3 separate regions of the Homo sapiens genome follow, and all the other regions are linked to region 1. Evidence: chromatin loops called from intact Hi-C (ENCODE). Cell type or tissue: heart right ventricle. All regions are shown on one strand.

Region 1 (2,500 bases):
TCAAGGTCACTGACAACCTGAGTGCAGGTGGACTGGAGATGTTGGCTGAGATTTTGTGGATGCCAACCCTGGATCGTGTGTAGACAGGGAAAACATGCTCCCAGGCTATGTCCTGAAGCTTCACATGTGCCCATTTCATTAAAAAAAAAAAAAACAAAAAAAAAAACAAGGTGACTTACCCTGTGAGAGTTGCTTCAATTCTGCTATTCCTTGTGTCCTCCGTGTTTGAGTCTTATATTCAATGCAGTTTATTTTCCTAAGTTCTCAATGAACTGCAGTGGAGTGCCACAAACTATGCTTCATACCTGCTTTACTGGATAGCTTGGCTGCAACATATAGTCGGATGGTTTGGGAAGGACAAAAGTCTCATGCACGGGAAAATTAGAAAACAACATGACCATGTCCCAAAGTATGTTATAAAGTTAATAATAAAAATTCAGGGGGATCAAGAAAAGGACTAAGCTATGTGGCCAGTGTGTCTTTGCTACGGTGTGTCTCAGTTTCTTCATGTAGCACATGGGAGGTGCATACTTGAATGATGCCTCAGAAGCCTTCCAGCCTCTAGCATTTTATTCTTGTCCATCCCATTCCAGTAGAGATGAGACCTCCAGAGGCTATGAGAAGTACAAATGAAGGATTTTCAATATAGGTGTAGCACTTCCAGAGCTTACTACTTGGGACAGTGAGCCGTCTTGATGAACTACTTAAATCTTCACTTTGTCCAAGATGTTCCTCAACTTACTTGGATCAAAGCCTTCCTCTTTCTCGTCTTCTTATTTTTTTGATTAGATATATTTTTCCTAGTTGGATAGTGTACTTTTATATTTATATGTCAAGGTGGTTTTCATTTAAAGTAAAAAAGCAATGTTTAAAATTTCTAGCCCTTAGGTCAGCACAGGTGATTTCTGTAGGAAGGGCCCTGTCACCTTTTAGATACATCCAATTCCTCTTAAACATGAGCACCTATCAGAAATAATGAAAAAACTCACCTTTGGGATTTTCATTAGTTTGGCAATCACTTCTCCTTTTGAAAGATTGGTGGACTGTACATTTTATTATTATTATTATTATTATTATTATTATTATTATTAGTTAAAAGGAAGCCAACTGTTTCATTTGATACCACACAAAGATAACAGCATTGTAAAGTCCCAAAGAGTTTCCCACTGAGTTCCTCCAAAGTGACGAATTCCTAGCAAAAGGTCTTCTCACACTCAGCTTGTCAGAGACCTTGCTTGCAGCAGTGTCTCAGGAACACTTGTTGGCTGAATGAATGAGTGAAGGAATTGGTAAATTAGTGAGTAGTGTCACTGTGTGGTATCTAAGAAGAACTTTGACTTTGGGGTCAGATAGAATTGGTTCTAAAATCGTGTGGTTCCTCTTAGTAGATGTATGACCTTCAGAAAATTACTTAACTTCCATTTTCTCATTTGTCAAGTGGGGACATGAACTCCCTTTGAGTGTTACTGGAAGGATTAGAGATGATCAATGTAAAGTGCATGATACAACGTAGGTGCCCAATAAAAGGAGGTTTCCTTTTTCTCTCATTGCTCATGCAGCATCTGGCTCCTAGTGGGCCTTTGGGACATGTTTGATGACTGAAGGGAGCTGAGCACTATGCATTTGGAGGCCATGAGTCATTCACACCCAGAAATTACAACTCCTTTATCTACTGGGCTGCTGTTCTCACTGGGGAAGTCCCCAGTTGCCTGGTTGGCACATTGTTCCAGCCAACCAGGTATTTACAGCTATCTCTGGCTATTCTGAGCATGAACAAGATTACCTGGGAATTTCCCTCTTGATAGGACTAGAGACTCCTACCCTTAGAGCAGAGAAGGCAGCTCTGATAATGAGATGACAAAACAGAGGGCTTTTCTCTGTTCTCAACTAAGTCCTTAGTGGCAGGAAAACAGACTGTAGTGTGCACAGGCTCAGGCCAAGGGCCACAGAATATCTTCCGAGTAAGAATACAGGAGCAAGGACAAGCTAGGATCATCAGTGATACCCACTCAGAGTGGGTAAAATCCTCAGGCCACAGACAACAGAAAAAGGCAGGCAGAAAGTAGTGAGCAAGTGGCCAATTGTGTCCCGGATGCCCAGGGCTTATTAGAGCAGGGGAAGGCCAGAAGGAGTCAAAAGCCTAGGCAGAGGTGGTCAAACAAAGATCATGTCAAGGAGCAACAGCAGGTTATCCAATTGTAAATACCTGGAACCCAGATTCCAAAATACGAGGGCTCAGTGGGAGGCAGAGAGAACACTGGGGAGCAAGACAGTAGAGCCAAGCTAAAAAATATCTGGACAACCAAGAAAATCATTTTCTGGGATCAAATAAGGAACTGAAACATTAGAAGAGCAGTCAATCTCCATCCCAGATGACAGGCATTCCAAGTTCCTGCCTGGATGGAGTATTTCAGGGTGCTGGTCCTGGTCTCTGCCAGGAGGGGTGATCAATTTCTACACCAGGTTCCCAGTGAGTCAACTTGGATAAGTTGAGCCTAAA
Region 2 (2,500 bases), 92 kb before region 1:
TACTTGGACCCCACCCCAGACATACTGAATTAGAGACTTGGGTGGTGGGGACCCCCTGTGTGTTCTATTAAGCTCTCCAGGTGGTTCTTATGCATGAGACAGTTTGAAAAGAACAATAGATTGGATAACTTTTTAAGGGGTGCCTACTAGGTTTCAAACATAATCCTATAAACAGCCTAGATAGGGTACAAGATCAAGCCAAGGCCACACAGATGGATAAATATGTAGGGGAGCCCTTACCAGAATCCAGGCTTTTTGAACTGCTATCCAGAACTCTTTTAATTATCCAATTAGGAAGATGTTTAGGATTCATGGCATGTCATTCCAGTCTCTCTTTCTCTCTCTTCCCCTCCCTCTGTTGAGCTTCTTGTGGGCCAAAGGATTGTGGAGGACATGTTATTTTTAGTTCATGATATACTTACAGTACAGAATATGTTAATTGCAAAAAGAAATTGTTCTTTAATTCTTAGCCATTAACAAGGGGTTAGTCAGAGTTGGACTATTGGCCGCTTCTTTGGTTTCTGTAACTACTGTGACTGAACAGATTTTTTGGAGGTTGGTTGGCAGGTAAATGTAAAGATAATAACAGCCTGCAGAGTATGAACAGGGGAGGGCTAAATAAGAGGGGGAATGGGGACACCAGCAGCACCTTTCCCTTGGGACACAACTGTAACCCTTTTAGCTCTTCTAAAATAGCTAAGATTGCAGCCATTGTACGGCATTTTGTAAAATTCACTGTCTGTGATGGATACAGCTGTATTCTTAAACAGAAATGACTTTTAGGACTGAATTTTTGATGCACTAAGAGATCATTTTATTTAGTTGTCCTAGAGATAAATGCTGCACCCCACCACCAAGAGGTGGAACTGGGACTAGAAGCTTGCTCTTCTCATGCTCAGGCTGAGGTACTGGAGTCGGAAAGAGCAGAGGGGACTTCCAGGAAGATATGGTCGTGTACAAAACTTGGGAGATTACTGGAGGCAATGAGATCGTAATTCAGAGGCTCCCAGGGCTGACAGAAGGAGTTTTAGACATTGCCCAGCACATCTCTCATTTTATAGAAGAGGATTTTGAAGTTTGGATGAGGAAAGTAACCTGCTGGGAAGTCACAAAGGGTTGCAATGACCCCAGCCCTCTTGGTGTCGTTCTTACCCAGTGCTGTCCCTAACATATCACCTCATTGTCTAAAGTCACTCAAATAAACAACAGGAAGATTTGCTGGACCTCCTACCTTCACATACCACTGCAGGCTCTTCAATAAATGGTATTGGGTAGGGATGTGACTTGGGATCGTGATTCATTTTGTTTAGGGATGACTATTGGTGGCAAAATGTGTCTTAGGATCTGAGATTTGTATGTGATAATTCTTCCTTGGGTTATCAAGCAGGAAACATTCATGGATGCAAGACATTCTACCTAATATTATAGACGAGGCTCAGATGCGGTGGAGGATCAAGGCTTACCCAGATTTGAAAATGTGGCAGAGGCCCTCCCCTCTAGTTTCAAGAAAAATATGATTCCTGTGCTCCAGAAAAGTAAGTTGATAAAGTGCTGCTTCTACCTAAGTGCAATAAATCTAGTATAAAATAGCAGTGTCTTATGAGGGGATGTTATTGTGAATAAGGTCACTGCTTGCCATAGTCAATGGTCTACCAGTTCCATGGATATTTTCCCACTCCTCTCTTTCTCTTTTTCTTGAAATACCATGACTTATTAAAATGCCACAGTGATGGTGATGAGCCCTGAAATAGCATGGGTGGTCTCTTAGTTGTTCGGTCTCAGGTTCCTTTTAGATCCTCATAGTGTCAGGAACCCTGACCAGTTTATAATTCACTCATTGCTACTTGGCACATCGAACACCAAGTCTTCTTCCTCATAGCCTGAGTCTCCTTCGGTAGCTATAGCTGTTATTAGAAGTAGAGTGGGAGTGATTGAGCGGTTTTAGATCAGGTTTACTGACTAAGAGTAGCAGGGGAAACTGTGTCTCATTCTGCCCACCTATTGATTCTGGGGTTTCTAAACTCATCTACTGGTTACATCCAGGGTGATTATTATCTGATGAAAACCTGAAGAATGTTTTTAAGGTGGAAAAGGCTACAGATAACAGGTGTATTTTTAAAAGCCTGACAAGAATACGTGTATTTTATGTATTTTATACATACAATGTTTTATGCTAACCCTCAAATTTTGAACATTTAAAATCATTGCTTAGAAAATCACCATACAGATACAAAAGCATACATACATACACATGTGGCCTTGCCTTGTTAAATAGAACTCAGTCAACATAAGCTCTTCTCTCTCTAATTGTTAGAGAGTAACACAGAGATATTGTCAGTCTTTAAAAATGGGTAGAGCAGTTTGGCCCTACACTAAACATCCCTAGACTATGATTTTACATTGGTTCCTGTGCTGTCTTTTTATATCATTTGAGTTTTCTTTCTCACTGTGAAGATGCTAGTTCTTCTCCTTTTCCACTGTTAATAAACATAACCAGCTC
Region 3 (2,500 bases), 290 kb before region 1:
GAAGGGTTCCCCGTTGTGGACCAGCATTCCAGAGTATCTGCCATCAGCTAAACCGACTCACAGGTGCCCCCTAGAAGAAAGCACCAAAGGCCTGGCTGCTTTAAGTATTCTGCTTTTTGTAGGCCCACAGCCGGGCAAATCTGCACATTTTACAGGCGAGGAACATCCTGGAAACCAGAGTGACAAGAGACTTGCTCAAAACTGATGGCTTACTAGAGGCCAAAATGGCCCCAACTTAATCTCTCAAACCAGATCTCCTGATTTATTGAACTAGGTCATTCTACAATGTGGTTCACCAAAAAAAAAAAGAAAAATAATTCTATCCCAGGTCTGTTGCTTATCTTTGAGTGACCTTTGGTAAGTCTGCCCAATTTTCCTCATCAACAAAGTTTTAGCATTGCCATGTGCCCTAATGACTTCATAGTGTTGCAGTTATAATAGAATATTATTTTCAAAAATACTCTCTAGAAAAAAAGGAAAACATAGTAATTTGTAGAAAAGCGAAGTTCGCCAGAAGCCCTACCTAATTTTAGGTTCTAGACCTAGTTCCTCCACCAGCTGGTTGTATGACCTTTCACATGTTTCTTAAACTCTGGTTTTCCAATTCAAATATTTTATTTTCCACGATCTTTGCAAGATTAATCTCATTCGTCACCTTGTAAAATGTTTTTCTTGAACTAAAATCTTTATGACTTGGGCCAAACCCAATGTGAATTAAACTAATAGAGAATAAAAATGGACTATTGGGTCAGGTCTACTTTATGCCCTGTCAGAAGCACACTGAGATATTGATAATGCATAGCCATTTGAAACCTCAGTGCCTCCCAGCTTGGCACAAAGAGCAGAGATACAGAGCGGAGCTCAGAGAGGAAAAGTAGAGATATAAATGACTGGAGAAGTGCTTCCAGGGAGCTGAGTCAGCCGAAACAGAGCCTCCTGCTGAGCTCAATGGATCTTTTCTCAGTTGCTTGTAGTGTTGGCTGGAGGCTGCTTGGCAATGCCTGCTGGGAAGACAATTTTTAGTCCATCGATTCATTGAAGCTGGGCAGTCTGCCCCAGCACTTAGGCACTCAGACAAAAATGCCCTTAATCACTGGCAAACCCAGAGATGTAGCAGGAGCCAGTGGCTCCATCAGCACCTCAGGTCTGACCAAAAGAGAAGGGTGGTCTAGAAAGCTCAAGGCGTCAGTCTCAGAATTCATAGGATCTATGGCTTGACTTTTAAAGCCAAAACTCTAAATAATCCCTGATCTTGAGGACAGAAACATTGTAACTCAAGAGCACTGCACTCTTTCTTTTGCCCTCAGTGAAACCAAGAGCAGCTAAGAAGCAGGTTTTTCGGGCTTTACTCACACTGTCCCCTCTGCCAATCTTCCTGATCAACTTAACCCAGGGTGTGCCTCCTCCGGGAAGTTTTCCCTGACCTCCCTCTTTATGTTAGAATCAGCTCCCTGCCCTGACCTTCTTCAGAACCTCCTTTGTTCACCACTATTATATCACCATCACGGCATACTTGTCTGTTTTTTTTTTCTCCATCTCCTCAATAAGATTGATCTCTTCAGACTGAAGACCCTTGTTAACTATTCATCTCTAGCATCTAACATAGTGCTTGGCATATGAAACACCCTTGAATTCTTAAATGTTTATGGAGGAAAAGAGGGAGGGAAGGAAGGGAAAAGGAAGGAAAGAAACTTAGGAGGGTAGGCTGAAGGGACTACTGTGATGAAAGTGAAAGCTGAGGGAGTAAAATGGGACACCTAAGTGGGCTATCAAGGTCCCCAAAAACTGTGCTAACAGCAGACGCAGGTGTCTGAATAGTCAATACAGTTAAAGGAAAAAAATAATCCTGGAACTGAGAAACGAAAGGAGGATCAGGTGAGATCACTAATGTATAAGTAATTTGAAAATTTGAAGTGTCCATAAATACAAAGGATTATTACAATTTCCATGTATTATTGTATTATCACAATCACTATGAAGGAATTAGGACCACTTTCTCTCATCAATTCATGGTTTCTTTCCCTGTCCCAAACCTGAGATTGTATGACTCAAATAGGAAAACATTGAAAAGGATTATCTGTTCCCTGTTTATGAACATGTCTTTATCTTGTAAGTAAAATATCTTCATGAACTGAAAATTCCTGCAACACAGAAATTATATCACATTTAAAAAATAATGATGATGATGCGTTAGACAGACCATTGATGGTCCTCAAAACATTCACTCATGTTGGACTCTTAGGAGAACTTCTGACAGGCCAATCAGCTAGGGCAACCCCAATTTAGATGATCAAACTAAAAATCATTGAGATTAAGTGACTTGATCAAGATTGAGCTTGGTAAGCATCTCAAAGGATCTAAGAACAAAGTAAACGTCCAAAAATATTTACAGAAATGGAGTACCAAAAAGGATCTAAAAGATAAACAAGTCCAACTTCCTACATAGCACAGGAAACCCTTCCGACAAACGGGCACACCTAACAACTAACAAGTCATCTAA

What was found. Peaks named below come from ENCODE experiments on the same cell type or tissue, not always from the same donor. Only the 100,000 strongest peaks of a DNase experiment are listed, where the experiment ranks them.
Region 2: a loop joins it to region 1, with 1.9 times the contacts of the local background. A loop is called at or near these places in 9 of 110 quality-filtered maps.
Region 3: a loop joins it to region 1, with 3 times the contacts of the local background. A loop is called at or near these places in 7 of 110 quality-filtered maps.

The regions. Positions count from the first base shown.
Region 1 is chr18:44,885,703-44,888,202 of GRCh38, forward strand. The region is part of intron 3 of SETBP1 (SET binding protein 1); the gene reads left to right. Among named protein-coding and RNA genes, the nearest start is that of MIR4319, 83 kb to the right of the region's middle. RefSeq lists an enhancer at 1,333-1,562. In heart right ventricle, a CTCF peak has its summit at 1,558; no DNase peak of the experiment used is centred here.
Region 2 is chr18:44,793,510-44,796,009 of GRCh38, forward strand. The region is part of intron 2 of SETBP1 (SET binding protein 1); the gene reads left to right. Among named protein-coding and RNA genes, the nearest start is that of SETBP1, 110 kb to the left of the region's middle. In heart right ventricle, no CTCF peak of the experiment used is centred here; no DNase peak of the experiment used is centred here; H3K27ac peaks cover 849 bases.
Region 3 is chr18:44,598,626-44,601,125 of GRCh38, forward strand. No RefSeq gene overlaps it. Among named protein-coding and RNA genes, the nearest start is that of LINC01601, 68 kb to the left of the region's middle. In heart right ventricle, no CTCF peak of the experiment used is centred here; a DNase peak (open chromatin) is centred at 974; H3K27ac peaks cover 907 bases.